2 separate regions of the Mus musculus genome follow, and region 2 is linked to region 1. The links are chromatin loops, found by intact Hi-C in ENCODE. Cell type or tissue: heart. All regions are shown on one strand. Each heading gives the region's core, and the rest is flanking DNA. Links, peaks and the distances in the headings are about the cores only.

The links. Peaks named below come from ENCODE experiments on the same cell type or tissue, not always from the same donor. Only the 100,000 strongest peaks of a DNase experiment are listed, where the experiment ranks them.
Region 2: a loop joins it to region 1, with 2.1 times the contacts of the local background. A loop is called at or near these places in 6 of 42 quality-filtered maps.

What each region holds. Positions count from the first base shown.
Region 1 is chr6:92,145,149-92,160,597 of GRCm38, reverse strand. Nr2c2 (nuclear receptor subfamily 2, group C, member 2) reads right to left here. Exons shown (of 15, transcript NM_001347342.1): 4 at 10,794-10,994; 5 at 8,181-8,283; 6 at 6,084-6,263; 7 at 3,879-4,026; 8 at 3,099-3,192; 9 at 2,135-2,268; 10 at 1,209-1,386; 11 at 158-279. It overlaps Gm46967 (a long non-coding RNA gene), which reads left to right and starts at 3,188. Exons shown (of 3, transcript XR_001785326.1): 1 at 3,188-6,310; 2 at 7,193-7,318; 3 at 8,137-9,587. In heart, for the core only: CTCF peaks have their summits at 6,646 (motif pointing left) and 8,216; no DNase peak of the experiment used is centred there.
Region 2 is chr6:91,892,466-91,907,914 of GRCm38, reverse strand. Ccdc174 (coiled-coil domain containing 174) reads right to left here. Exons shown (of 11, transcript NM_172730.2): 7 at 14,917-15,059; 8 at 14,415-14,509; 9 at 12,569-12,701; 10 at 9,616-9,768; 11 at 8,067-8,623. The coding sequence ends at 8,328. 4930590J08Rik (RIKEN cDNA 4930590J08 gene) reads right to left here and starts at 3,682. Exons shown (of 20, transcript NM_198668.2): 1 at 3,559-3,682; 2 at 1,378-1,514. In heart, for the core only: a CTCF peak has its summit at 6,221 (motif pointing left); a DNase peak (open chromatin) is centred at 6,224.

The DNA.
Region 1 (15,449 bases), core at 4,428-12,427:
TTCTTTCAGTCTGCTGACTATATTTAATACAACTTTGGGTCACTGAATAAGGTAAATTGGAACAATGACACTGTAAAGGACCTCAGGGAACTTGTGGGCCATTAATGGAAGAACAAATCCCACTACTCAAGGACATCCAGGAATAAAAGCCACTTACCCAAGTGCCTGGAAGGCTGGGATTGACCTTGCCCAGTGCATGGAGAGGAAAAGCAGGCGGGATGCAGACTCACAGATGTAATGTACATTGAGGTACTCTGGCATAGGACTGGGCATTGTAAGCTGGAAAATAAAAGGTGTTGTGACACAAGAGCTAAAGGAGGGACAGGTGCTCTTGTCAACTTATCTCCTGTTTCAACAATGGTAACTGTCTCAGATCTCAAAGAACTTCCAAAAGCCTGTCACTAGTGGAATATGTGACCATGTAGCCAAGGCTTTCACCAGCTCCCATGGTTTCTTGCTCAGTGACTGGAGTCCAGCAGTCTGGATTGGGGTTCAGGAGCCTATAGGACACTTTCCAGCTCACCTATACAAAGATGTTTTCAACAACTCTGACCTCAGCTATGCTGTTGTTATTAGCCCTAATTCACTGGCCAAGTGTTTTTAAGGGTAGCTTCAAGATGGTAATGAAAAGGTGCTGGGCAACGTAACATCTTAATGGAAGAACAGCCTGCCAAGGTTCCATATGCTATGATGTCCTCAAAAGGACTAGTGTCTTGGAAGCAACCTGAGAAACAAACCTTGGACAACTATAGTCAGGGACCCTATCTACCCAAATGACTGTCTAGATATCTCCAGTACAGAGTGTACTAAGACAAGAGATTCATTCTGGAGACTATAGATTGGAGAGCCTTCTGATGCCCTGTCGGGAGAGCAGACACAGAAAGAGCATGGGAAAGACTGAGAACCTACTAGTATTCTACATAGTAGAGAGGCCAACAGGTGCCTGGCCGAGCCTGTGTTGCTGTCATAGGAAAAGGCAGAGCAACCAGCCCCTGATCCTCAGTGGCTAGCACCATGGCAGTCTATCTTGGCTGTGATGTGCCACACTTATTGGAGGGTCATTTTCAACAAGAATATGCTTTGGAATTCAAGATTCTGCCACAATTACAAAATGAACTCATTGCAAGGTCTGACTTTTGAAACTGTATAGGTAAAGCACCTGGCTCTAGCAAACAGGGGAAGTAGATAGCATGTGCTAACGTACTCACCTTGAATGTGACATGTGTGTCTGAAAGGAGAGGGCCTTCAACTTCAATGATGGGTGTTGACTGATCTCTGCTGATGACATGGATACTCCCTCCTCCACTAGCATCTATCCCATCTGCCAGGCTTGGAGGTGAAGCACTATCTGTGGTATTAAGTGCTTTCGCTAAGGTGTCAAATGCCCTACGAGCAAAAATGAAACAGACATCATCAATGGCAAATAAACAGTAAGAAAGCCCTAGCTAATTCTACTTAGATCTCATGTGCTTTCCTCTACACCGAGGTCTCAATATTGCATCGGATTACAAATTAACAGGAGGACTGTGTAGCTCCCAGTAAGTCCCCATCTGGCCTGACACTAAGGCCAGAATAGAGCACAGAAGAGTAAAACACAAGGGCCAAGCAGCAGGGAAGAAACACCCTGAGCAGCTAGCCAATGCCACCTGGAACCAACTATTGCTTTCCATTAGCTAGCATGTACCACTCAGAAAACAGGTGTGAGCAAAGAGAAACAGAAACAGAAAGAGGTATGCTGTTTTGTGCAGGTTCATTACACAGTGCTCGAGTCAAAGAACATTTGTTTGATGAAGACCCCGGTTTAAGGAGCCAACTGCAGCTCTGACTGCCTTATTGTCACATGATATAAGTGGGTTCTCCTTCATTGTAAATTCCCATAGTTAAATGTGGAAGACAACAGATATGTGGGGTTGTTTTGACAACTTTATAGTTCTTTAATTAGACACAAGTTGGAGTATTTTTGAAGTATGTAGTTCACTGGCACAGCGCTTGTCTTATACACAAGCAGAGGCAGAGGTCAATTTCCAGGACCAAAAATAAAAATATAAAACTCATTTATAGCATAAGTGCCAAATGTTGGCATCTATCCTTACAACACAGTGCCAGGAATGTAGAGTATCAGAGGGGCTCATACCGAGTAATCTCACTTGCAGACTGGTCCTCTGGCTGCATTTCTGAAGCATCACCGTTGTTCAAAGATTCACTCAGGTTGGCCAAAGAGGTCACTACATTTGCCAGTGTACCTAGAGCTCCTTGGCTTGTTTCAGCCTATTAAAAAAATAATAGTAATATAGTAACACTAAAAAATGAGCATACACAGGAGAATGACTTAAGGGCAATGAAATGAAGAAGGTATCATGTTTATCTAAGGCCAGCTTCTAGGTGTGAATGGAGTCATGCTAGGAAGATCTTTTTGTATATCAACTGGATCAGAATGGATCAGGCTTTTGTGTTTTTGTATTTTGGTTACAGCCACATACACAGATCCACATATGTGATGCAATAACATTGTGATAAAATGACAGAACAGATAAAGTAGCACACCACTCCACCCAGCCCCAGTAGCAAAGTTTAAGCACAGAACTGATTAATAAATTACGGTAGAACCACAACATACTGTGCAGATGGCACAATGGGAGATGACCTCTTGGACCAACAGACATCTCAGTCTATAAGTTCGTTATTTATGGCTCATTTGTTAGCCTATTACAAATTATCTAATGGGAAAGAACTGGAGCTTTTACAAAAGGCTGCTTTAGAAAAAATAGCTACCTTCCCAGCATAATGGGAGCCTGCCAATATGTAGAATAAGGGGATTACATTAATAGGGAACAGAACCATAGAATGTCTACAAAGATGCCATGTGAAGAACCATTGAATGTCCACAAAGCTGCCATGTGATAGTGACTATTGCCATTCAGCCCTGAGTGGAGTATCTGAAAACCACAAGCATCTTTAGAACAAGTCCTAGGATGACTATTATCATGAGAAATTAATGTAGCTACAGGAGGCTATGCTTTCAGCATCATGTCTGATGGCCAAGAGAGCAGGTATAGTTGGAAAAGCAGCCTGCACTGCAACACAGGAGAGAGTGTTACCTTGGAATCCGCGGCCAGGAGAACTGTACCATCCTCACGTATCAAAGGCTGTTGGATGTTCACAAGCATCCCTGGATCAAGAAGACCTGTTTGTCTATTTAAGACACAAAGAAACCCAGAGTAGTATCTAACATTTTCTGCACATTATGTTCATGCTACATTCAGTTGGCTTCCATATATGCCAGGCAGTCTACAAGAGAAAAGCTGTAACATTCAGCCCAGGGTGAGTGGCCACTTGTCTGCTCTCGCTCATGAGCTCGTTACAAAGCTAGGCATCAGGCTGAGGGAGCACAGAACACAGATGCCTAACCCTAGGCCTTCTATACTAACTGTGGCCATTCTTCCCAAAGTTTAACTGATACTCAAAGAATTGTCCAGAGACCCTCAACTCCAGCTTTTGTGTAATACATTTTGGATTTCTGGCTCCTTATTTCAGTTCTCTTTAAAACCAGTTCAACACAGTGTGTTAAAAAGAATGAACAAGTTAGTTTGTGGCATCTGGTATTTTCTTCTATATTGTAAAAAAAAAAAAAAAAAAAAAAAAAAAGGCCTTTATTTTGAGCTATAGACAGCTAATGAATAAAGTCTAACCCTTAGGATCAGTTGTGTCCTGAAGTGACTCTCAGCAACCTTAAGTGGATCAAAAGACAGAATGAGACATGCCAGAGCTATGGGAAGCAGGTGAGAGCCACGTGTGTGCCCTTTCCAGGAATATCTGTGCTTCTTCAGGCCAGTGTGGAGGCTGAACACAGTACTACTTTGTGGGAACAGGAGACTGACCTTGCTCCATCTTTGTCTGCCACAAATGTGGGAGTGGCTATCAGAGGACTTCTCAGGTCTTTCCGGATATAGATCTTCTCAGTGGAAGCAGCACAATTGCTTGGTTTCTCCCGTTGCACATCAAAGGGCTTCCGTTCACTCTGTACAGCTTAAATGACAACATATTCACATTTAGAGAAAAAGAATCAAATGAATAAACACTGTAACATGCTGAAGTTGTTTCTTAGCAAATCTGTAACTCTGGCATTTGGTCACCATGGGCTTTCCAATCAATGCAAAGAGTCAAAATCAACAACCCCAAAGCAAAGGCATACAAAGGCTCAAGATGGCAGGTGATGCTTGCTCAGAAACTGCCACTCTGATGTGACCTAAGGAGGCCAATATATTCTACTGTTTGGGTTTTTTTTTTGTTTTGTTTTGTTTTGTTTTTAAACTTCTGTCACTAACCAGCTGGGCTCAGCCCAGGATAAGAAATGTCAATCTTCAAGTGGATCCTTCATATAGATTATACCATGCCACAAATTGCTAGAGTCCAACTTCATTCAGTCTGAAGAGCTTCAGCAAACTGGAGGCTGTTAGCTACATACAGCAATTTCTTTCCCAGCAACCAAGCTTAAGCATGGGCATATAGGGGCTGGAGAAAGCTCAGAAGTTAAGAATATATTACTCTTAAAGGGGACCAGAGTTCAGTTCCCAGCACTCACTTTAGACAGCTTACAACTGCCTGCAACTACAGCACTAGGGAGATCTAAGGCCCTTGATAGGTGCATACATTCATATGTACACAGTATACATAGACACATACACATACATAATTAAAACTAAAATAAAATTTTAAATGATATATGTTTGTCACAAGCAACTGAAGAAAATCTAGATCTTGGGGGGGTGGGGTGTACAGTTTATGTATATACAGAGGCCAGAGATCAACATTGAGGATTTTCTATTACTGTTTTTCTCCTTTGTTTTGATTTAGGGTCTTTCAGTGATCATGGAGATCACTGATTGGCTAGGTTGGCATGGCCAGCAAGCTCTGCTGATCTACCTGTCTTCACCCCTAGTGCTACAACTACACACATTAGTAACACCACCCAGCTCTTACACAGGTGCCTGAAATCTGAATTCACATCTTCATGCTAATACAGTAGACACTTTACACATCGAGCCATCTCCCCAGCCCACAAACTGTTCTTGTTTTGTTTTGTTTTTCGAGACAGGGTTTCTCTGTGTATCCCTGGCTGTCCTGGAACTCACTCTGTAGACCAGGCTGTTCTCGAGCTCAGAAATCCGCCTGCCTCTGCCTCCCGAGTTCTGCACAAACTGTTCTTAAAAGCAAGAGACCAAGCCTTGGGTCCAGATGCCTTACTACTAAGTTGAAATGCAGTTGGACTGTGAGTTTGCAACTATGCTTGTGATTGACCAAGTTTAGTCCCATCACTGCTTACAACTAAGGACAACCTGTAAGTATGACAGTGCAGACCTACCCTAAGCTAGACATGTATATATTATACTGACTGTGGTTGTACAGGTTGCAAGCATACTTCTTGTTCCCCAGTGAATTTTGTATTGTCCTAGTCCTAGAATAGGAAACAATAATGAAATCCACTGGCTCTAGTCTTCCTAGGAGCCATGAGGCACTATTAGCCTGTTGTAGGCCTGACTCTGTTCCTTTCCATCCTTACTGTACACTTAAGCACAGCTTGCTCACAGTGACTTTTCTGTGTTGCCTATTTTGGGACCTGGTTCTTAAGATTTCACCGTTAGAAACTGATTCAATGAATGGTCCTTGTGAATGAAAGACTAGTTTCAGAATACTACTGAGAGGAGGGTTTCAACCCTTTTGTGGCTGCTTCCACTTGGATGGGTCACAGACGAGGCCCAGGGATTGAGAAAGGAACTGTTTCTGGTAACTCTTTAGCCTTGGTCTCAGCTTTACTCTGAAGCTGTCGTTACCTAATCTCCATTCCTCCTGTCCTGTTTTCTGATTGATTGGGAAAGGGACTTTCGTATATACCATGTATACTGTCAAAACCCAGTAGTGTCAGCTCTGGACTACCTGGCTGCCCAGAATTTAGGTAAAGCACAATGAAGCTTTTCTGAGTATTTCCACCACCCCCTCCCCTACTTCCCACCCCCTTTAAAGTCAAAGGTAAACCACACCTATTTAGCAGGCATTTACTAGCTTGATGGGGCCCTGCTACTCACACTCCATTTTCATGCCCATCTCCAGGCACTTCTTCAGCCGGCAGAACTGGCAGCGGTTACGGTGGTGCTTGTTGATGATGCAGTCTTGGCTGCTCCGACAGCTGTAGGTCAGATTCTTCCTCACGCTCCTTTTGAAGAAACCTTTGCAACCTTCACAACTGACAGCCCCATAGTGCCGGCCTGAAGGGAAGTGAATGAGCACATGATTTGGCTCCTCATGAGCAGAGGTGAACTGTCCCAGCCCTGTTCTCACTGGGTGCACTGTCAGGTGCTGTCACCACAGGGGTTAATGACAGCCCAACACTATGTCTACCTCATATGTCCATATCTCTACAGAAACCTTGTAAGGTCATGATGGAAACCCAAAGCTCATATATGATGTGACTGCTCTTGGCACACAACCATCCCAACACACAGAGCAGTTCAGGCAACTCTCCTCCAGTCTGCATACTTGGCTATAGAAGCAGCTTGGTGTCTACTCTTACTGCCAGACTAAACAGTCTATCATTCCTATATTCTTGCTTACTTTCTGAGTCAAAGTCCTTGTCTCTAAGCACCCCCTTGAGGCCCTTCCAGGAACATGGCTACAAATCACAGCTCATTTCTCTGCTCACTTACTCGGTCTTTATTTAGCTAATGACCTCAGCTCATCCTTCTTAGCTGATAAAGTGCTACTGTATATCATAACCTTATACTTTCTGGACTTCTCTTGCTTCCAGAACCCAAGCCTACACAGCTCAACTGTTAGGAAACTTCACAGCATCACTGTTCACACTGACTAGAGATTAATTTGGAGGATCTCATTTTCCTTTGAAGCACTATGGTACTGAATTGACCCCATGTCAATACTGCCTTGACCTTTTTTTGTAATGTCTCCTTAAATTTGCTATCTGGGTGACTTCTAAGAGCTGGAAACAGTGGCACTATAAGGCTATGTGATGAGGCCTTTCCTTGAAGCTCAGAAGAACCCTGAGCAACAAGGAAACCAGGCAGTTTTTGGCTGTTTCTGTCCCTACTTCATGTATTCGAACATCTGCAGTGTGTCTCCTTGTTTAGCAGACATAGATTTTGCTCAAACACTCCAATGAGAAAGTCCATTTCGATTATAGGAAAATGTACAAGATGTCTGGACAGCCTGGAGAAACACAATCAGAACCAGTGACAGCGCTGTCTACCTGCTTCCAGGGGAAGATGGGCCTTTAAGTGGTAGGATGGACTGGCTTTACCAAGACAAGGTAGGATCAGAAGCAGGTACCAATGGCAGAGAAATGGTAAAACCAGCTTAAAGGAAAAAAAAAAAAAAAAACAAAGCTTCTGAAGATGCTTCCTTCTGAAGCATCCTCCTAGATTTGGTCAAACCCCTTTTTCAAAAGGACAAAATGAAATCCAGGACAACAAACCCTCCAGACTTCCTGTGAGTGGAAAAAAGCTGCTTCAGAACTCAGGTCTATGCCCCAGATCCCTGAGCTGAGCTTCTTCATTCCCACTGCCTGCCTTACTGCTTTGCTTACCTTCTATGGCTCCCCAGTGCTAGCAAGCCTCCTGTCTCCATCAGAGCACTAACTGCGGAAGCCTTTGGGCTCTCCTTGAAGGACACCAGAAACACAGATTTAAATAACTCACCAGAGGCCTTGGGTCTCCACTAAGAGTACACACACACACACACACACACACACACACTCACACACAGAGAGAGAGAGAGAGAGAGAGGCATGCATGCACGTCTGCGTACACTTTTCCAAGGGGCACAGCATGGTTCCTACTCCATCATAGAAGCTTATCACACAGGGTTTAGTAAAAGGATAAAAAGAAAAGTGAGACAATTTGGATCGGGGGAATTATATACATAACACACCTTGGGTGATATAAACAAGATGAGAAAAATTTTTTTACTTAATAGCATATAAACAATTGGAAACAAATCTCAGAGTTTCTTGACTTTTCCTATCAATTTGAATAATCTGACAACTACTTTGCTTATTATGTGAGGTTCATGTTTGAAACCTACATAAAATGTTCTTTCTCAACTAACCACTTTCCTACCCTATAAAAGGTCATGTTGCTCCTTGATACGTGCCAGAAGCCGGAGTCACATACCAGAGGCTTTGTCGCCACAGACCACACAGTACTCCACCACCTGGGGCCGCTGGACGTCTGCCTTCCCCAGCAAACGCTCCACAGAAGCAGAATCCGTGACGATCTAAGATGTTGGCAAACAAACAGTGCCAATTAAAAGCTAGATAACTAAGTAAAGTAACATCTAGTTGTGCATCCCCCTGTCTTAGGCATCTAAACTAAAAGAACTCTAGGTAGAACTAGGATTACTTTAACCAACAGCTTCTTCATTCAACAGCCAGGTAATTCTGCTTCCCCACTGGCCTGCACATGTCAATGATTACTCTATCCTGTGACTATCACCAAAACTGGAGGCCACATAGGGATCACATATAGATTCTCTAAGGTAAAGAATAGGTAAGGTTCTTCAGCTATGTTTCTCATCCCATCGAACAACATGGAAATATACAACCTGGCATGTTTGTCACACCCAGACTTTCCTGATTGGACTGTTTGTTGAAGCACCTGGTAATGGAGAGATGAACTAGTACAGCTGACAACAGAAGCCTGCTATTTCCTCTCACTTGTAGGTAACTCTCTAGATTACAAACAGTGCTATCCATCTAGGAGAAAACAACTGATATCAAGCTAAGAAATTTTAAAGAATGGTTATTTTTAAAATGTACTTAATTTGAGCACACAATAGACCTTCAAACGAATCTCACACGATTGGGCCGTATACAGAAATCAGGTAAAAACCACCTGTGAAATGACAACATCAGAAGCCAGTCTTTCACAAACCTGTGCTTTTTAACAAAATGGATAGTTGAACATCAAAAGATCAGAACACACTTTAGGAGAAGGAGAATAAGATAGATAATGCTGGTTAGCTGTACTGCTAGCTCTCTCAGAGAACTTTCTGAAAGCAGAACACACTGGCTGTCTAAGTCTAGCTCATCAAGGGAAAAAGGAGGTTCTGAAGTTTCTCTCTATAGTAGAAAGAATGCTCCACACATCAGTAATAGCCAAACAGTGGGACTAACCAGGTATCAACCAATAGATGAAAGGATAAAAACAAGGGCTGGCGGATGGGTCAGTCAGTAAAGACCTTGCTGTGTAAGCACAAGGCCAGTAAGACCTTGGATCACCAGGCTTACTGGTCAGGCAGGCAGCCTCTCCAAATTAGTTTTGAGAGACATATCAAAAAATAAGATGTAGAGCCAGCAAAAAGTCTCAGTGGGAAGAGGCACCCGCTGCTAACCCTGACAATCTGAGTTCAATCCCATGAACCCACATGCGAGGAGCCAACTCTTGTAAGATGCCCCCTGGCCTCCACACATATGCTGTACCATGTATGCATTCATATGTAAAATACAAAATATAAATTTGCCATATATGTAATATAAAATGTCATAAATATATAAATGCATCAAAAATATTTTAAACAGATATAGAGTCTGAAGAGATGTCTTTGAAGTTAAGAGTTCATAATGTTCTTGTGGAAGACTCAAATTCAGTTCTCAGCACTCAAATTTGGGGAGTTCACAACTGCTTACAACTCTAACTCTAGGTGACTGAACACCTCTCAAGTTTCTACAAGCATCTAAACTTACTAAAAATATGCACTTGAACACACAAACACTCCCATGGGCTGGGAGTGGGTGAGGTGCGAGCAGGAAATTGAGCAGGGCTTGAGGGAAAGGGAATAGAACACTGACTTCTCCCATCTTTTCACCGTGGCTTATGTGTGAGAGCCCAAATAGGTACAGTGTTTCAGTTTGGGAAGATGAAAAGATTTACAGATGGGGCTACAATAATGATTAAGATGGTAAATTTTACATTATGGACAATTCACAAATTAAAAAACAAAAATCAAGCCAGATATGGTGGCATATACCTTTAATCCCAGCATTCGGGAGGCAGAAACAGGCAGATCTCTGTGACTTCGAGGCCAACATGGTCTACATAATGAGTTCCAAGACAGGCAGGGCTATATAAAGACCCTGTCTCAAAAATAAGTCAAAAAAAATTTAACATAGACTATGTCAAAACATACTTGTTCCTGACTACTCTGAGGCGCTGGCATAGAGCCTCCAACCTTACAATTGGCCCTGCTTTCCCCTCAGCATCTTTATTTATTTGTTTGTTTATTTGTTTATTGTGGCTGCCCTTATTGATTGAATGTGGCTGCTCCCAATCCCATCTTGCTCATCTTGCTCCTCCCTCTCAGAATAGAAATAGGTAAGACAGAGCAGGAGACAGAAGTACAGAATAGTTTCTGGAAAATATGTCATATCAAAATGAAGAACTGGACCTAGGTTGGCCACCTACATGAGACTGAGGTAAGAGTGGTCAGCTCCAGAGGGTGCCTTAAAGATATCTGAGGCTAATGGTTTCCACCATGCGGCCCTTTAAGAACAATTCTCCAGTGGCCTCATAACCTTGCCTATGCCAGTGTCTTTTCCTTGGATTAGCTTTTATCCCTTCTTACTGTTCCTGCTTGTCTTCTGGGTGTGGCCGTTCAATTTACTGGTTTTTAATTTAGCTAAGGCAGCAATCCCACCATGCTTGTAAATTCCCAAAGGCAAGGCAAAACTGAGCTGAGAAGTGGTTCAGTACCTCGTCTGGAAACAACCACCTGTCAATGGGCCTTACCTGGATCCTGCCAGGGACAAGGTTGTCCGAGGTGGTGAATATGAGCTGCTTGGCACTGGATGTTTCCGGAGAAGCCAGGATCACCTTCCCAGTTCCAGCTCCATCTGGGCTGGTTAGGATGAACTGCTGTTTAGAGGATCCAGAGGCATCCACTGCGGTGACTATCTGGATCTTTTGTCCTGTCTGCTGGTCTGTTACAATCTACAAGATATAACATAGAAGCCCCTTTGCTTGGTGTGTCTTTAGACCTGTTTAGACCTGTCTGCACTTGCAGACAGTGCTTAGGAGGTGATCACTAGAATGGATGCTGGTCTAAGATATACTGCACCAGTTGTGATGGCTAATCTCTACTGTCAACTTGACGGGATTTAGAAGCACTAAGGAAACACATCTAGCTGCCTATGTGAGTCTTTCCAGAAAAATTGGACAATGCAGGGAAGACCCACCCTGAATGCAAGTGGTGCCATTCCATGAAATGGAACTCTGGACTGAATAGAATAAAAGGGAGAAAATGAGCTAAGCACCAGCAATCAATCTGTTCTGCTTCTGGACTGGATGCAATATGGCCTTCTGTTTCTGCTGCCATAATTACTTTGACTGGTATCTTATCAAAACAATAAGTAAGATAAATATATAGTGAGCTTTTCAGAAATTATTTTTTTCAAAAATTACTTTTATTCTAGGATCCTTTCTTTAGTATTTTTAGAATTAAAAGGCCCTTTTTGAAGATAATCATAAAAATAGATAGGCTTAGACATTTTTTAAGAGGGGGTGGAGTGGATACTGGTGGGACATGCCTTTAATCCTAGCACTTGGGAGGGGGAGTTGGGCGATCCTGAGTTCAAGGCCAGCCTGGTCTATAAAGCTAGTTCCAGAATAGCCAGGGCTAAATACAGAAACCCTGTCTCAAACAAAACAAAACAAAACAATAAAAAGCACCCCATCCTCTCAATAGTCAAAAAAGACAGCATTAACTCTTCAAAAATCTGGAGATGGTTGCTTTAAAGAAGTGATAGTTTTTTAGGGAAGGTCCTGTAAGGAGTCTGTCTTGGGTGGCTGAATTCACTTGGCTCTCCATTGTGATTCTTCACCAACCCACTCCATTTTCTGAGTCTGAGATCTCTTTGAGGCTACATCTAACTTTACTGTTGTGTGGTCAGGCCAAAAGAGGCCTAGCACTTGGAGAGAAGATATTAAGACTGTGGAATGTAGTGACACAGCAGAAGGCCTGACCCCAATTCCTTGAAAACTGAAAGTCTTTTCTTCCTTGAACTCATAATTCTTTTCCCTCAGACTCTGAAGGGCTGGGACTACAGGTGTGCAACACCACATTGGGCTTTTATGTGCATATCATTTATTCTATGAGGAACACTAAGAAAACACAGAGCATGACCTTGAGCTTGGTGTGTTCGCAAGTCACATTATCCTTGACTAGCGTCCACAAAAGACCATGAAACAACAGAAGCAAGCTTTGAAATAGGTACAAGCACGCAGGGAGGCTAAGAAGAGGTTTTCTTAGACCCCGCAGCACCTCAATTTTATTCATATGTCTGGCCGGAAACTATTAAGTGGCAACACTTGAGGAAGCTTATCCTGCAGTCTTAGGAAGCTTATAGTAAGAGGCAAGCCCAGATTTCCCTACCTGAACAAATGTCCATGCTCTCTGCTCACCAGTAAGAGACAACTCGAGTGGGGAGGACAGAGGAGAGATCCAGTTCTCTGTGACTTTCTACCCATTCAAAGCTGATGGACACATTACACATTAGTAAAAGAGATGAGCACAACTCATATTATATGTTTTTCTGCATACTTATTCCAGGGAATAAGGTGAAAGAAAGAAAAATGGGTAGAAAACTGCTTTTTTTGTTGTTGTTTTGTTTTGTTTTTCGAGATGGTGTTTCTCTGTGTAGCCCTGGCTGTCCTGGAACTCACTTTGTAGACCAGGCTGGCCTCGAACTCAGAAATCCGCCTGTCTCTGCCTCCCAAGTGCTGGGATTAAAGAAACTGCCATTTTAAATACAGTATAGTGGAACTAAACTAATAAGGTGAGGTGATACAACACCACAGACTACAATGTTACTAAAGTGCACTTAAAATGTTTTTCTTTTTTTGTAATGTATATTTCACTAACAATTATATATCATTTGTAGGTGGTCTTAAAGTATTGAAATGTAAAATGCAAACACTAGAGCAACAACTGAAAGCACATAAATATCTATCATAATCAAGAAGAGGAACTTCAGGCAATTAACACAGAAATTACATGAAAGGGTGATAATAATCTTAAATTATTGATAATCACATAAGTGTGAATTTTTTCATACGCCAGTAAAAATACAGCAATTATTATAACATATTTCATATATATGAAACAATGTTAAGATGAAAAGACAAAAGATGTACCTTGTACATAAAAATAAAAAGCAAAACAGAAAAACAGTAACAAAAAGATGGAGTAACTACATTAATTTCAAACAAAATAAACTTCAAAACAAGGAAACAATTGGGCCCTACGAGAAAGGTATTACATAATGAGAATTGATTCTCAAAGAAAGGTGTAGTAATCCAAATTCATGTGCCCAAAACCAAGAAGCAAAATATATAAGGAATCTGGGGTTAGCATGTGCAAAACCCTAGGTTACAGCATTAGGATCAAAACCCTAAACCAGTCAAGCAAATAAAACAAGGCAAAACCAGATAGAACTAGAGGAAGGAACAAAGAACTCCATAGCTATGTTGGAGAGGTCAATGCCTTCCTGTAAGCACTAGCAAGCAGGCATCAAAGCTAGTAAGGAACAGCAGGCTAAGTAGTATGATCAGCTTGATATAAACGGCATTTATATGATATTCCCTCTACCACCCACAATACCTCAATTCTCAAAACTGCTCAGGATAGTCACTAACAGAAACTACATTCTGGCTCTTATAATGCATTGTAAAAGTTTGCAGAGTAGAAAGCATATGAAGTATGTTCTCAAACTCAGTGAGACTGAAACAGAAATCCTAACAATATACTTTTGAATAAAACATAGGCTGAAGACAAAGTCATAAGAGCGATCTTACCTTAGGCTAAGTGGGGCTTACAGCAGAAGTCTTGGCTAGTTATTTGGCACCTAAAGCCATCTACTCAGCTAGAGCTAATACAAAAAGCTAGAGTAAACACTCCAAGGTCTAATTCTGCAGAATCCCAACATTTTCCATTAGGGAAATGAAGTACCATAGGAAACTACCACCAGAGCCTTGATTAAACCAGTATTATTCCCCACTTTACAGATGGTTTCCATACCTCTTCCTAAATACATAGTAATCTTTCCTATAAGGCAGATACTCAGCTGAAGGACCATGGATACTTCAGTAGTTATTCCTTACCATATAATACTTTGTAACAAATTTAAATAATTTTAACAAAATTAGGTATCATTTTCAAAAGATCTGTTGGTTGAAAATTAAGGGGAGTAAATACAGGGAAGGATGAGGAAAACTACTTTTTTGTTCATAAAATGTGAAAATTACACAAAAACAATAGTTTATTATGTACATTTACATAAATATAAAAGCTACACAGCACCGACGTATCATTTAGCAAACTGACAGTTAAAAGTACAACATAATATTAAATATGGAGAAACAGATGCTTCCAGGATAGATTGGTGAAAACATCAATCAGTAAGCCTCCTTTAGGAACAGTGTGACAAAATGGAATATCAACTAATTGCGCAATAGAAATAGTGGCATCTATTTTGCACTGTGTATGCCAGTTGGCTTTCTAACAACTTAACTCAAACCTAGACTTATCTAGGAAGATGAAAATCTTTTTTTTCCCTGTGTTCACAGTGTCTTTATTATTTTGTATCCTGAATTACACAACTCCATTTATTAAACTCATGAGATCTGATTAAGCCCTCGAAAATCTGTGCTTGCTCATTTGTCTTAGGGTTTTCCTGCTGTGAACAGACACCATGACCAAGGCAAGTCTTATAAAAAAACAACATTTACTTGGGGCTGGCTTACAGGTTCAGAGGTTCAGTCCATTATCATCAGTGTCACCGCGCAGGCAGAGCTGAGAGTTCTGTCTTCATCCAAAGGCTGCCAGTGGAAGACTGACTTCCAGGCAACTGGGGTGAGAGTCTTAAGTCCACACCCACAGTGACACACCTACTCCAACCAGGTCACACCTTTCCAACAAGGCTACACCTTCAAATGATGCCACTCCCTGGTCCAAGAATATACAAACCATCACATTCCACTCACTGGCCCTCATAGACTTGTTCAAAAACATGAGTCTATGGAGGCCATACTTAAACATAGCATAATGCAAATGCATTCCAACTTTCAAAGTCCTCATAGTCTATAGCAGTCTCAACATTGTTAAAAGTCCAAAGTTCAAGGGCTCTTCTGAGATTCATCCAACCAATTAACTGTAATCTTCAAAGCAAGGCAGGAAACCAGCTGGGCAAACTCCAAACTCTGCATCTCCATGGCTGATGTCAAAGCAGTCTTCAGATCTCCACTCCTTTTTCATGTTTATTGACTGCAACAAACTGCTTTCTCCTGGGCTAGTTCCACTCCCTGTTAGCAGCTTTCCTCAGCATGTATCTCATGGCTCTGGCATCTTTAACATCCTTGAGTCTCCAAGGTAATTTCAATGTTACAGCT
Region 2 (15,449 bases), core at 2,900-10,899, 250 kb after region 1:
CTCTTTAATCTCCCTACCTCTTTCAGCACAAGACTTGTCTGCAACATTAAGCTTCCTGGGATTCTTTTTCTTCTCAACCCTTATTTTATATTTCTTTCTGCCTCCCTTGCTCTTCTTCACTGCCTATGATTACTATCAACTATGCAACAGAGTCTGTCTTAAAATCTACTCTGCCCCTGAAGAAATTAGTCCATTGCCTGCAAACTCAGTCTCACGAAGGCTCTTAGAAAGGCAGCCACATTTTTTGCCCAAATATCACACTAATGCTCTCCAGTACACTTGCTAATATGGCTCCCCTCTGAAACCTCGTATGTTGGGCCTCCACGATCCATGCAGCTCTCAGCACTACTGTCTTCCAAGTTCCAACTAGGATGGCCAGTTAAACTCTGCTTAAAGTGTTCAACTGCTTTTCTAGTCTAAAACTTTACAATTTTCCACATTCCTCAAAACAAACAAACCAGCATGGTCAGGTCTGTCACTGCAATAACCAACTCCTGGTATTTGTTACTTTTCTATTGCTGTGATAAAATTCCATGACCAAGGTAATGTATGGAGGAAAGAATTTATTTGGGTGTAAGGAGAAAGAGAGAGAGAGAGAGAGAGAGAGAGAGAGAGAGAGAGAGAGAGATGCATGATCATCTCAGTAGGGAAGCATGCCAGCAGACAGGCATGGCAACAGGAGTGGCTTCCGGCCTGAATTTCAGTTTTCAAGCTGCAAGCAAAGAGAAAATTCAAAATGGTGCAAGTCTTTAAGCTCTCAAAACCTGCCTCAGTGACATACCTCTCTAGCAAGGGTATACGTAAGCATGCATGTGCATGTGTACAAACATACAAAAGCACACAGATACACACAGTGTACAAACTGGGGGCCAAGTATTTCAATTCCAGAGAATACAAAGGGACATCTATCATTCAAACCACCAATAACACCAAAGAAAAACATCAACAGGAGGCAGACAGGAGGGTGTTCCTGAAGCTAAGAAGTTACCAAGCAGATAGGAGGGGAAATAAACAGATGATGGAATAACAAAGCCCTCTAGGAATAGTGTGGCACGGTGGGCACAGAGAGCCTGGGGAAGCCACAGATGAAACAGGACCATGCCTGCTTAACCAATGCTTGTAGCTGCTATATATGCAAACATTTCATGCAGCACTGACGTGGACACATGATGACAGATAGCGTCCTCAGCACTGGACCCTTCGGGTCATAAGTGGAAATGTACCATCATTTGGTGACATCACAGTTGTCACAGCCATGGCAGCATAGTGCAGCATATTGCTCCTATTTTTGTGATTCTGGTACGAACACACCCACTAGAAAACACGTATGAGAAGAGGTAAATTTTGGCTGAGATTTAAAAGGACATATATACTTGCCTGTAGTGGTACTGAGCCACGAACAAAGTTGGGTAAAAGTGCCGAGTACTCAAAACCAAAAGGAAAGCAGGCTTCCCAGGTCATCTGGCCATGCTTCCCTAGTTTCTGGTTCTCTCTGGCTTGGGTCAGAAACACTCCTATAAGGATTTAATATGTAGAAGGTAGTTTGTGTAACTGCCCTGTGTGTAAGCATGGCTTCTGATAATGGAACAGATGGCCTCATCCCTGCTGTCCCTGAGCTGCTTGGCATATAAGGTAGTATTATCTAAAGAGATGCTAGAGAGTTCTCCAGCAGGCAGGAAAACAGGCCACACAGAGAAGTGCATCTTAGCACACATGATGAGGGCCAGTAGGCATCCTGCTCCACCCTGTCATGCCAAGGCTCAACAGGAAACCCTGGCAATGCAAGCTTGGGGTAACAACCCTTCTAAATACCTGGCCCCTCTACAGGGACATGCATTGCAGTGTTAACAGGCCCCACGGAGATGAATTTCCTGAAAGGATCAATTAAGAATGAATGTCTTTCCATGTCAGCGAGTGATGCTACTTCTCAAAGTGATACTCAAGGGGACATTTCAAAGGCAGGGGGAAGGTGGCAGTGTGAGAAAACAATCTAAATTGATCTAAAAGGTGCCCTGGCTGATCCTTTCCTACCATGTCTGAATGCTGACCAGTGCTTCTGTTTCTGTTATTTTGTTATTTTGATGAACTACTAGGCAGCAACTAAAAATAACTGAGCAGCTCAGTTTTAGAAACTTTAAATGAAAGCAAACCAGCTACATGTAATGTAGTGTAAATGGTACATTACACACTGCACTGACCAGCACTCCCTGGAAATTTAAACTAGCATCCAAGAAGCCAAATGTCCTGCACAACTCTCAGAATACCTGTAACCTAGGAGACCAGGTGGGGAGCAGGGCCAGGTCTTTTCTCTCTTTTTTTTTTTTTTCAATTTTTTATTAGATATTTTCTTCATTTACATTTCAAATGCTATCCTGAAAGTTCCCTATACTCTCCCCCGCCCTGCTGCCCTACCCACCCACTCCCACTTCTTGGCCCTGGCGTTCCCCTGTACTGGGGCATATAAAGTTTGCAAGACCTAGGGGCCTCTCTTCCCATTGATGGCCAACTAGGCCATCTTCTGCTACATATGCAGCTAGAGACACAAGCTCCGGGGTACTGGTTAGTTCATATTGTTGTTCCACCCATAGGGTTGCAGATCCCTTCAGCTCCTTGGGTAATTTCTCTAGCTCCTCCATTGGGGGCCCTGTGCTCCATCCAATAGCTGACTGTGAGCATCCACTTCTGTATTTGCCAGGCACTGGCATAGCCTCACACGAGACACAAAGCCTCAAGCCACAGTGACTGTTGAAGGGTGGACAGAGTGAAGCAAGCAGGGAAGGAAAGGGTGGACAGCATGTTCCAGCTCAAAGAAACTTAATGCTGATAGTGTGTGTACAAGACACAGAAGAGGACAAAGCATGGCCTGGGAAAATGCTTGAAACCAGTCACGACAACAGAAGGTGGGCTTTGGGAGCTGGGGAAACATGGCAGTTAGAAATGGATTTAAATGAAAAAGAAGGAAGGAAGGAGGGAGGGAGGGAGGGAGAAAATAAGGAAAGAAGAAAGAAAGGGGGATGGAAGGAGGAAGAAAAGGAAAGAAGGGGAGGGTAAAAAAGAGGGAGTGTTTAAACTGAGAGTGGAAAGGAAATGAGCCTCTGACTGTTATGTGTGGACACCCATTTTTTGTATACACGTGTGCTACCTGGATATCAGGAACCACTGCAGAGCACCAAGGCTCTGCTAGAGGTTAGGGTTTATTTTATTTTTTATTTTATTTTTGAGAGCACATATCACCGTGTAGCCCTGGCTGAACTGGAACTCACTCTGTAGACCTCAGAGATCTGCTGAGATTAAAGGCATGCACTGTCAACCTGAGCAATGGGCATGGGTTCGGATGAAAACATGGCTTCACCTGAACAGCTGACTTTCCAGTTTCCTAAACATTACTATCAACCCCAGGGCCACACTGAGCCCTCGCCAGTACACGTGAATGACTCACTCTTCAAACACAAAATCACATACCAATATCCTCCATAAGTCACACGAGTCCTCACAGCCACATGAGTCTCTTCTCACCATTTTCAAGCCAACAAATCATTTTCAGTTATTATCACTCACCTTGGCTATGTAGCATTTTATGTGAACAGTCTGGCATATAACTGACTCAGCTTGCCTTACTGGTTCAAAAGGAAACTTGAGCCACATATGGTGTGGCTATCCTGTTGTGTTAACTGTAAAGACCAGTACCCACCCCTGTTCCGGATTCTAAATTCCACTGCCTCATCTGTATGTCACAACCAGACCAGCTGAAGAGCAACCCAGGGGAATTAGCCACGCCTCTGGCAAATGTATAGCTAAGTGCAGCAGGCACCTCATGTATATGGATTCAAATGCTCTCCTTTGGGCATTCTACAGGCCAGCAGAATGATTCAGTACACCAATTCAAAGGAACTGCGCCAAAACACACAAGGCCCAGAGGAGAGGTTACAGTGAAAACAAGGAACTCAGAGCAGTCTTCTCAATGGTTTGCTCTGCTCTCCAGACATGCAGAGAAGACATGAGAACATTCTCCTGTAGGCTTAACCACTTCCAATTCAGACACGGTCATAAGTCTTGGATGTGCACCTGGGAGAAACTGGCTTGCCAGTCTTTGGTCATTAATGGGAAGACAAAGTACAGGGACCGCAAAGCCAGCAAATGGTTATTTGGAGCAGTCCTGCACACAAGTTAGCACAACAAAAGGATTCAACTTCAATTTCCCTGATGTAAATTTAACACTTGGTGGGAAAGGGGGCAGGCAGCTGAGCAAAGTGCTTGAGAGACCTAGCAACCTAAACTTGAACCTGGAGCTAACCCATGTAAAGGTGGAACAGGAAAACCAACCCTACCAAGTTGTCCTCTGACCCCATACAGAGATACACACAGTAACAAAATTTTGAGCTTAAAAGCTGAAACTGGAGCTGTAGCTCAATGACAGCACATGACAAACATGTGCAAGGCAAACCTGACACCTCAAAACACACACCACCAAAAATTCTTAAATTTAAAACTTCACTCAATTCAACTATCAGAAAATTTATATGTTTGGGACAACCTGGATATGAGTTTAGTACTTTTCAACTGCTTTATGACACCTAAATACAGATAAAAGTGTATCTGGTGGAAAATGAGTATGCAAGCTCGGCTACACTGCGGGCTACAGTGCACTCTGGAATTTAGTATGAAAACAATAGGGAAGTGTGGCTTAGCAGTTGTTAGTGTTTGGTCCTCTTGCAGAGGACTCTGTCCGTAACACCCACAGAGCAGCTCTACTTGTAACTCCAGCTCCAGGAGATGGCACCCTCTTCTGCCCTCTGAGGGCATCAAATACACACGTGGTACACATATACATGCAGGCTTTCACACATAATACAAAACCAAAAGCAGGTGTGATGGTACACACCATTATTCCCAGCATTTGGGAGGCAAAGCAGTCTGATCTCTGAGTTTGTTGCCAGCCTGGTTTACATAGCAAGTTTCAATACAGCCAGGGATTATACATATACAGAACCCCTGACTATCTATGTATGTATGTATGTACGTATGTACGTATGTATGTATGTATGTATCTATCTATCTATCTATCTAAGCTTTTTAAAAAAGAAACAAAGTACCTCTTGATGTTTTCTGTATCCTGAATGTATACTAAGATGTTCTGAATATATTAAGTTCAATAAAAAAATTAATTTCTTTTTTTTTTTTCAAGACAGGATTTCTGTGTGTAGCCCTGGCTGTCCTGGAACTCACTCTGTAGACCAGGCTGGCCTTGAACTCATAAATTTGTCTGCCTCTGCTTCCCAAGTGCTGGGATTAAAGGCATGTGCCACCATAATTTCATTTTTAAGATATGGTTCTAACAAAGTTAAAAATGGCCTGGAAATGTAGTTCAGTTGGTAGAATGCTTACCTAATATGCAAATATAGCCCTGGGTTAAATACCCAGCAAGACATAAACCAGGTGAGGTGGCCCACACCTGTAATCCTAACACTCTAGGGACAGAGGTACACACAAGAGGATCAGAAATTCAATACTGACACTCAGCCTCCTGTGGCTCTCCATCCATCCACATTGTGCTCAGGTGCTGAGAACAAGTGACTGCTGAGTGCATATCCCTCAACAATTAGGAACACCAGAAAAGGGAACAGAGTGCCAAGCTGGAAGGCAGAGGACTGAGAAATGCAATCTTCAGGGCAGAGCATAGCCATTGCACAGACACAGCACACCCAGTCTTGACAGTAGCTACAACTGCCTGCACAGGGCCTACAAAAGTGACTATCACGGAGCAATCACTGAATGGGAAGGGGATCAAGGGGCCCTATCTCTCCTTGCTGAACAATTGGTTGGGATGGATTCTGATGGTAAGGCAGTCATTGTCTAGGTCCCAATAGACAGATCACAGATAGTCTCAGATAAAATCAGTGGATCACAACACAACAAAATGAAAAGATGGAAAAAAAGGACTTGTGTGGAAGAGAGGAAGTTGACAGGGTGGAAGGAGATCTGAGGAGGGCAGAAAGTGAGGGGAAACAATACACTGTGCACATACATGTACGAAAATTGTCAAAGAATAAACTAAAAAATGTTCAATCTCTGCTACATACGAAGTTTGAGCTACACGAAACTGTCTTCCCCCAAAAAGGAAAAAAACAAAATGAAAGCGACACATTGATTGCATCCCTAGGAAGCCAATAGTCTTGGTGCATGGCTCTGAACTCTGAGGACTCTGCTGCCATCTGCTGGACATCCTGGCACAAAGCTGGTCCATGAAAAGTAAGTTTCTGAAGCTGACTTCAAGATAAATCTGAGGGACTGTATATAGACCTTTTAACTGGTGTCATAAAGAGGAGACTAGAAAGAAACTTAGTCTTCAAAACCCCAGAGGAAAATGACCTACAGGTACTAGTTGAGGTGAAGAGTAACTGCGCTTGACTGCTGCTGCTCCCAAAGGGCTGTGGTGGCCAGGTCCTCCCATGCCTGCTGGCTCCATTCAAGGCCCATTGCTGCCTGGCTGTCACTCCTGCCTTCTCTCATCCCACCACATTCTCTTCTTGATACTCTGCCTCATAAAAGCACTTTATCTCCAGCGATCAAACTATTTTCCTTTTATTCTGCCTGCAGCTTGCTATGTAGTCCAGGCTGGCCTTGAACCCACCTCTGCTCCCATGTCTGTCTCTTTTCTGCTTTTGCTTACAGTTGTGACATGTCTAATAATTCTATTTCCTTCTTTCTCCTCTAAACTATTTCCTTATTTTAGCTGAATTTATAGTTTTGGCCCTTATCTTTAGTCCTCCAACTTTTTTCTGGCTATTCTGGGTCCCTAGCATTTCCATATGAATTTTAGGATACATGTGTCATTTCTGGAAAAAAAATTAAGGGTAGCTGAGTTTTGATGTATTTAAAGGAGGTATTTGCCTGATGAGACTAACAGGACTGCATTATGTCTAGCTTCTGCTTTTGTTGTGGAGTTCAGAGGTAATTTTGGGATTTGTCCAAACTTTGTTAATACTGGGGCAAAAGACTGGCAGCAGAAGATACTAGGAAAAGCTTAAGCCTGGAAATTAGACATAAGTCTTGTTCCAATACAATGCCACATGACTTCGAGGAAGAACAGGGCATTTCCACTCATGTGAGCAGAGACAAAGCATCAAGGAAACCCCAAAGAGGTGGGTCTTCCTTTGCTACACTGTTCTCAGAGGGTTGGTGGTCAACTCCTGACTGCCTGTCTGCAGCTGCATAGGTGAATGCTCCGAACACCCCTACTGAGTGACGTCCTTTAGATTCCTGTGCACCAAACGTCCCTGCTAAATAAGAATATAGGCAGGGACCTACCTGCTCAGCACCATGGGGTCCAAGTCTGACCTACTCAGAGAGTCAAGAAGACTAAAGTAATGGAGAGCATCAGAAGGCACAGAGGCAGGAGGACAAGTCAAAGCTCTAACTGGCAAAACTAAGGAACACTGGTTTCTAAACAGCTCAGCAGCCTTTGCAAATGCCCAAATAGTTCAGCCCAACTCCAGATATCTGCAGAGGACAGACATAGGCAACTGAGTAACAGGGAACAGATCAACTACCAACTTCTACCTCTGAACTGTAGGTGCTCTTCCCCAACCTTAGAGCTTCAGATGTGACTACCTAGTGTCCCAGCAGCTTCCTTTTCCCACGCAGCCCTCTATAATAGGCCCTCATTTGCCTGTTGGACAAATCCTCCTCATGTTGCTCCATCACCTGTCAGGGAAGCTGAACCTGTGGAGTAGACACCTGCATGCTAACACACTTCTGAAAAGAAAAGAATGGAGCCCTAAAAGCGAAGTCATGAGAGGGTGTGTTTGTAAAGAAGGGTTAAAAGCCCCTCAGAGGGGTATGGAGAGATGAATCCATAGTTAAGAGCACTGGCTACTCTTCTTGTGGAGGACCAAAGTTCCGTTCCCAGCACCCACATAGTAGCTTACAATTATACATAACTCCAGGCCCAGGGTATCCTACACCACCTTCTGACCTCCTTGGCACCAGGCACACGTGGTACACATATATACAAGAAGGTAAGATGTTCACATACATAAAATAATCTAAAAAAGAAACAAGTTCCTCAGTATTTCTCAGATTAGCATTTATAATTTACACACCTGGAACCCCAAATGAGTCACAGCTGGGTCAGCATGGAGAGAAGATAGTCCCCCTATACCAAGCGGTAAGAAAATGAACAACCTAAGAGTCAATGAGCTCTCACTCCTCCCTGTCAACTAATGTGGCCTCAAGCCTGTGCTCCCTGGGAAAGTACAGGAAGAAAGAAGTAAAACTCAGTCCTGACTGACTTCTATGAGACAAATACAACCAGCATGCTTTACAGGTCATGTGACTTGTTTATAATAAGATATCATATCATCTAGTGTTTGGAAAGTGACTGTGGGCGCTTGTGGTGAGCTTTCAGAGGCAGGAGTGGATGTGTGTGAAGAGCTGGGTTCCTGGCTCTGGCCAGAGGAATGTCCCAAGTCACTTGGTGCTGATCCTGGTCTGCTCTGTGGCTGGCTACTCATAGGAGCAGTTCTCTTTTGACCCACAAAGTAATTTGAAGGTGGGGCAAACTCAGGATCTCGCTCAGCTCGGAGTTCTGACTGCTTCTTCGACCAGAATCCAAAGGAAAAGTCTATGAAAATAGAAAGGGTATTATTAAAAACAATTATGAATCAGTCAAATTTATTGAATACTTTTCAGTTCTTATATGCATTTTAAAAGCCACGACAGATTATCTAAGAACAAGGATAGCAACACAAAACCCAGCTAAGAAATGGAGTAGCCTACGACAAGGAAAGATTAGATAATGGCTCTACGGAGAGGCTGACAGGCTCTGGACCACACTGCCAAAAGGGCACTACAACTACAGAGAAATGAAACAGTCAAGTATATGCTGACGTTGGCATGATTAGGTGTTTCACATCAAAGCAGTCTCTCATTTGTTGTGTTCTGGAAGACACAGAAGGGGCTCATCCAATATGAGCAGAGGCTCTATACATTTCTCATCAACTCCAACAGCAGGAGCTAACATTCCACTGAAGTAGTTTTGAACGAGGCATAACACAGTCTGCTGCCGCAAAGACTGTGGTGGGCACTTTGGTGAAAACTTAGAAATGTGCATGTACAATGGAAGCTCAGGTAAACTTTCAACCGAATATAGAGGATTGCTAAAGACAGAATTCCTCAGACACCGGCCTCTCTCATACCTTAAAAGCAGTTCCTGGAGAGTAACATTCTAAGCTGAAAAACCACACCTAAAAGTATGGATCTAAACTTCCCATGCACTTTTTAGAAAATTATTCTGTGGACAAAATACCTTTGTAGATGCTGGTCTTTTGATCACATTTTGCCATTCTCCTGTTTATAAATAACTACTGTTCAATATGGAGAAGAAACAGGTTCAGAGACCTGGAGACTTAAGCCTCAGGAGCACTGAGAGTGACTGTGGGGCTGAAGGTGGAGCCCAGCAGTAGAGCTCTTGCCTAGTGTGTATAAGGCCCTAGAGTCCATCTCTGCACCATAAAAAAATAAAAATGAAATCTCACCAGAATCACACTTTTACTTAAAACCAAAACCCCCTTCACAAGGGCCCCTCAAGAAGCTGACAGCTAAAAGCCCACCTACCTTTCCCTCGGTCCCACTCTCGGATGTGTGGCACCCCAGGCTTGGTGTCCCTCCTCTCCTGAATGATGACCTCCACCTTGCTGTTCTGGGCCACAGGAGCTGGGGCAGGTACAGGCTTTGGCTCTGAGGGCTCAGGAACAACTCCATCTGCTTCTGTAAGGAAACAAGACCTTGTCACCATGGTTTAAAAACATAACATCCTAATTTTGAAGTAAAACTAATCACTAGTGCTAACGGGAACAGCAAGCGAGCCTCAGACAGCAGAGAAGCAGTTTGGTAACAGTTCTTTCTCTATGTCAGTGAGTGGGTGTGAATGCCAGAGCACACGTAGAGCTCAGAGAACAGCGCAGTGCAGTTGATTACCCTATATGTGGGTTTCTAGGGTCAGATTCAGAAAGCCAGGTTTGTACTCTTGAGCTATCTTGACAATGCTTCAGCAATTTCTATACAACAGATCGCCTAAGTCCCTAAACAATTCTAACAATTTTATTGTTATTTTATCAACAAGAAAAAATTTAGCTGATCAATGGTAAACATGTATAAAGTATCAAGAAAACTCAACACTCAAGTTGAAGTTGAACAGATGTCAATCTCTGTGTTCCCAAGGAGCAACTGAAAAACCCTAAATCCTCAAATTATCCAACTAAAATAGCAAGAGTAACAAGCAAGCAGCATGCTGGAGAAGTGAAATCACCTGTTTCATTTTGGCCCTAGTTTTAAAATCTTAATGAAAATTGATTTTCAAGAAATGTGGGAAAATTTCACTTCACATCTTCTAGGACAAATGTTCAAGAGGCAGAACAAAACCAGACACCATGCAGAACTCAACAAGAAACAGCCTTTATCTGAAACTAAACACGGAATTTTCAATTCCTAAGCTTTTCTGGTGTCTTGTCAGTGTTACATGAGGCCTTGCTCAGAGGCTAGAAAAGGACGAGAAGATTCTAGCCAGTCCTAAACTGGAGCTCTTATTGTTAGAATGTCCCCAAGTTTCAATCTCATCTCCCAGGAGAAGCCACTTTTCAGCTTCCTCTACTGCTAATACAGCCTGTGGGCCTGAGCTCTGGCCAGTGCGATGCAAACACTGGGCCACAACTTCCCACTCACATCCTGAAAAGGAAAGCTGGATCCTCTTCCTCTCTCCCTGCTTCCCTGACCTGGTCCTGGGCTGGATCAGGAACAGGTGCCAGAGAGCAAACTTGGAGCAACATAGAGGAAAGCGACACTAGAGAGCAGCAGAAACAGCAAGATGAGAGGAAACCTGGGACCGGATGACCTAGATACTCTTGCACTTTTCAATGTTAAAACAGACAGGCAGGCTAGTATACTGGAGCCACTTAGGGAAGGGCTAAAGTTAGCAATTTGGCTTCTACTCCATAACGCAGACTAAGCCTGTCTGATCACAGCATCTCACAGCTGTCTCCCAGGGAAAGTGTGTTCCATCTTGTTTCTAGAGCTCAGTTCTTCAGTTTGAATTTCTGTCTCCAGCTGCTTTACCTTAATATCCAAGTTGGTAAGAACATTTTACAAAGAAAAGTACATTACAACAAAAAAATAACTATAAGCAAAAAAACTGAAGTCAGACCTAGAGAGATGTCTCAGCAATTAAGAGCATTGGTTGCACTTCCAGAGGACCCAAGGATTGATTTCCAGCACCCTCATAGTGGTTAGCAACGTTCTGTGACTTGAGTTCCTAGGGATCTGATGTCTTCTTCTAGCCTCTGCAGGCATGGGGCACCAACACAGAACAAAGACATGCACTGCAGGCATGGGACACCAACATAGAACAAAGACATGCACACAGGCAAAACACACACACACACACACACACACACACACACACACTTAGATAGAATTTTAAACATTAAAAAAGCTGAAGCTGCTGGGCGGTGGTGGCGCATGCCATTAATCCCAGCACTCGGGAGGCAGAGGCAGGCAGATTTCTGAGTTTGAGGCCAGCCTGGTCTACAGAGTGAGTTCCAGGACATCCAGGGCTACACAGAGAAACCCTGTCTTGAAAAAAAAACAAAACAAAACAAAACAAAACAAAAACAAAAACAAAAAAAAACAAAACCCAAAAACCAAAACAAAAAAACAAACCCAACAACAACAACAACAAAAAGCTGAAGTTGAAAAGACTAGAAAAAAATGATTTTAAATGTTTTTTACCATAGAAATGATAAATGCGTGAGGCAGACATCCACCTTGATTTAGATCACCTAATACACACAGTTACCAAAACATCACATGGCACTCCCCCAAATATGTAGTTTCTATGTTTTTATGTATATATTGTTAAATTTTAAAATTTGGGCTGGAGAGACGGCTCAGCAGTTAAGAGCGCTGACTGCTCTTCCAGAGGTCTTGAGTTCAAATACCAGCAACCACATGGTGGCTCACAACCATCTGTAATGAGATCTGACTCCCTCTTCTGGGGTGTCTGAAGACAGCTACAGTGTACTTACATATTATAAATAAATAAATCTTTAAAAAAATTAAAAATTTATGTCATATCTATACAGAGCTAAACTTTTCTTTTAAATAGTTTACTCAACTGTCCTTATAAAAGGCAACTCAATGTATTATTTGTTAATATCCTTGTCTATTGTCTAAAAACATGAGAGTGTCATTCTGAAACATTCCAGCTATAAAAATTGCTCCTGGACCATGAGATGGCTCAGTGGGTAAGAGTGCCTGCTGAGCAAACCTGATGGCCTGAATCTGAACCAGGGAGATCACAGAGAAAGCAAAAAGCACACTACTGAAAACTGTCCTCTAACTTCCACACCTGTGCTATGGCACATGCACACCTACACTCACTCACACATCACATACAATAATAAACAGACAGAAATATCTAAGAGTAAAGCTAAGTCGCTGATTGCAGCCCTATGAGTGAGACACTGTAGACATAACCCTCCCTTTGAAGTCAGAAATCTGAGCCGTGCTGTACCTCTGCCTTCTTCTTCAGTTCCATCCTCTTTTGATTTTTTCATCTTCTTTTGTCGAAGCTTTGCCAGTCTTGCTTCTAACATAGCTTTTCTCTTTTCCTTTATGTTTTCTCGTTTTATTCTCTGATCTGTTGTCTGGATAGAACAAAAAGTTAGAAAATTATTCACCTGAAATCAAATGCATAACATTTGTTTAAAAAGATGAAATAATTCACTTTTTTAAAAAAAGTGCTAATTAAGACAGGCAATGGTGGCGCACGCCTTTAATCCCAGCACTGGGGAGGCTGAGTCAGGTGGATCTCTGTGAGTTTGGGGTCAGCCTGGTCTACAGAGCGAGTTTCAGGACAGCCAGGGAAATACAAAGAAATCCTGTCTTGAAAAACCAAAAACAGGGAGAAAAAAGTGCTAATTCATTTTCATATCACCTCTAAGCAGCTCTCCCAAAGACTCTGAAAATGGTGCCCTATAAAGCAGACCGTCACAGCCTCTGATGCTTAGGAAGCTAAAAGAGAACTCACAGAGCACAGTAGAAGCCTCCACATAGAAGCAAGCTGTTCAGTTCTCTTTTACTCCTAGGTCCCTTAGAACAACCTCCCAGTTCCTAACCTAGGTCATCAAAATTACCATGTTTGAAACTAGATTTAAAACAGCAAGGCTGGAGGCTGGAAAGATTAAGAACACTTGCTGCTCTTGCTGAGGACCCAGATTCAGTTTGCTAGCATCCACATAGTGGCTTAAAACCATTCATAATTCCAGTTCCAAGGAATCCCGTGTCCTCTCTGGTCTCTGCAGGAACTACACATGCATATGGTACACATACAGAGATGAAGGCAGAACTTGCACAAACCTAGTACTAATGGTAATAATAAAACTGCAGGTCTAGTAGTGGTTCAGTGGGTAAAGATGCTTGCGGCAGTGATGTAAGCCTGGCATCAATACAGAGATGGAAGGAGAGATCAACTCCATAAAGTTGTCCTCTGACCACTACACATGCCATGACACACATGCCCACACATACACAATATACACACATATACTACTAATAAAAACAAAATGTAGCAAAGCACAGACTACTTCCAAAACATTTATAATTTTAGAGTTTGGAAATCCACAATAATTTGGTAACTACCTTTAAGACCAATAATGACATTCTGAATATCAATTTTCATTTTATTTACTACATGTTTTATTCTTCTCTCAGACAATACATCCCAACTGCAATGTCCCCTCCTTCTGCTCCTTCCAGCCCTGTCCCCCACCTCCCCTCTCCTATAGATTCACTCCTCCTCCATTCCCCTTCAGAAAAGGACAGGCCTCCCAGGGATATGAACCAAACATGGCATAATAAGTTATAGTAAGACTAGGCACAAATCCTTAGGGCTGGATGAAGGCAACCCAGGGAGAGGAATAGGGTCCCAAAAGCAGGCTAAAGAATGAGTAATACACCAATCCCACCAAGCTAACAACCATTGTATGTATGTATGTATGTATGTATGTATGTATGTATGTATGTATGTGTGTGTGTGTGTGTGTGTATGTATGTATGTATGTATGTATGTATGTATACATGTAAGCAGAGGACAAAGCACAGCCCCAAGAAGGCTCAGTAATTGCCACTTCAGTCTCTGTGAGCCTCAATGAGCCCTGCTTAGGCTGATTCTGAGGGCTGTGTTCTTCTGGTGTCCTTGATCCCTTTTCTGTGGGGGGGTCCCCAAGCTCCAATTTGGACTCTCTCTCCACCCAAGGCTTAGCTATGTGTCTCTGGATTTACTACATTTTTAAAAGCATGGCCTATCAATTAAAAAAATTATTCAAACCCATAACAATAACTTAAACTTTAACTTGTACCTGTTCACGAAGCATCTCTAAAGTTTTCATTTGCTTGTTTCTTAACTCTTTGTCTCGGGCAAAGGCAAAATACCCAACACCAAGTTGTCGGGCCTCTGAAACAACCGAAAGTATTAAAAGATTAGATTTCTATAATTAGCAAATCACATGTACAACAAGTTCCCAGACAAACCAAAAAAGACACGCATTGATATTTGCACAAATATACATTAAAACCACAAAAGTTAAACTGCTTTACTATTTACTAAGTGACAGACACACACAGGCTCCTCAGCCTGGCAGCCTTCTCTCCTCTCTGGGAACAAATTCTTGGGCTAACAAACCTTCTGTTAGGAAGAGGTCCCCAAGTCTCTTAGGCTGTGGACAAAAATGATGCTTTCGCCCTCTGTCTGACCACATCAGAGTCCTGCTCTGTCAGCACATGGCTTTCAGCCTGCCACTGTCTAGCATTTTTTAAAAAAGATTTTAAAAGCTGCAGACAAACAAGCAACCCCAACAGTACCATTTTCCCGGATGTCTTCATAATGGATGGGCCCCATTGGCTTTTTCAAGGCTTCCCTTTCTTCTTCCTCCCATTGCTGACGCTGAAGTTCTTTCCTCATGTCTTCAGATAACAAAGTTTTTTCATTGGCAGGACTAACAAAACTAGTAGAGGAATAGGAAAGCCATGAGACAGCAACACTTACAGAGGTTTCTGACTAAGAAGTCAATCAACTGTTTTAATATTTTTTAACATTCATTTATATACTGTGTGTATATATACACATGAGCATGTATGCAATGTATACACACATGCACATATCCACAGCATGAATGGAGAAGTCAGGAGACTGCTTTCAACTTTTAGGAATCTATTTATTTTCTCCATCTACTATGTGGGTTCCCAGGACTAAACTCAGCTCATTAAGCTTAGCAGCAAGTCCTTTAACACAATGAGCCATCTTGCTGACCTTATTTTATCATTTTTAAATCAATTCCCAGACTTACACATGAGCTTACACATGATGGATCTTGCCTCAGTGTTCAAGAAAAGTG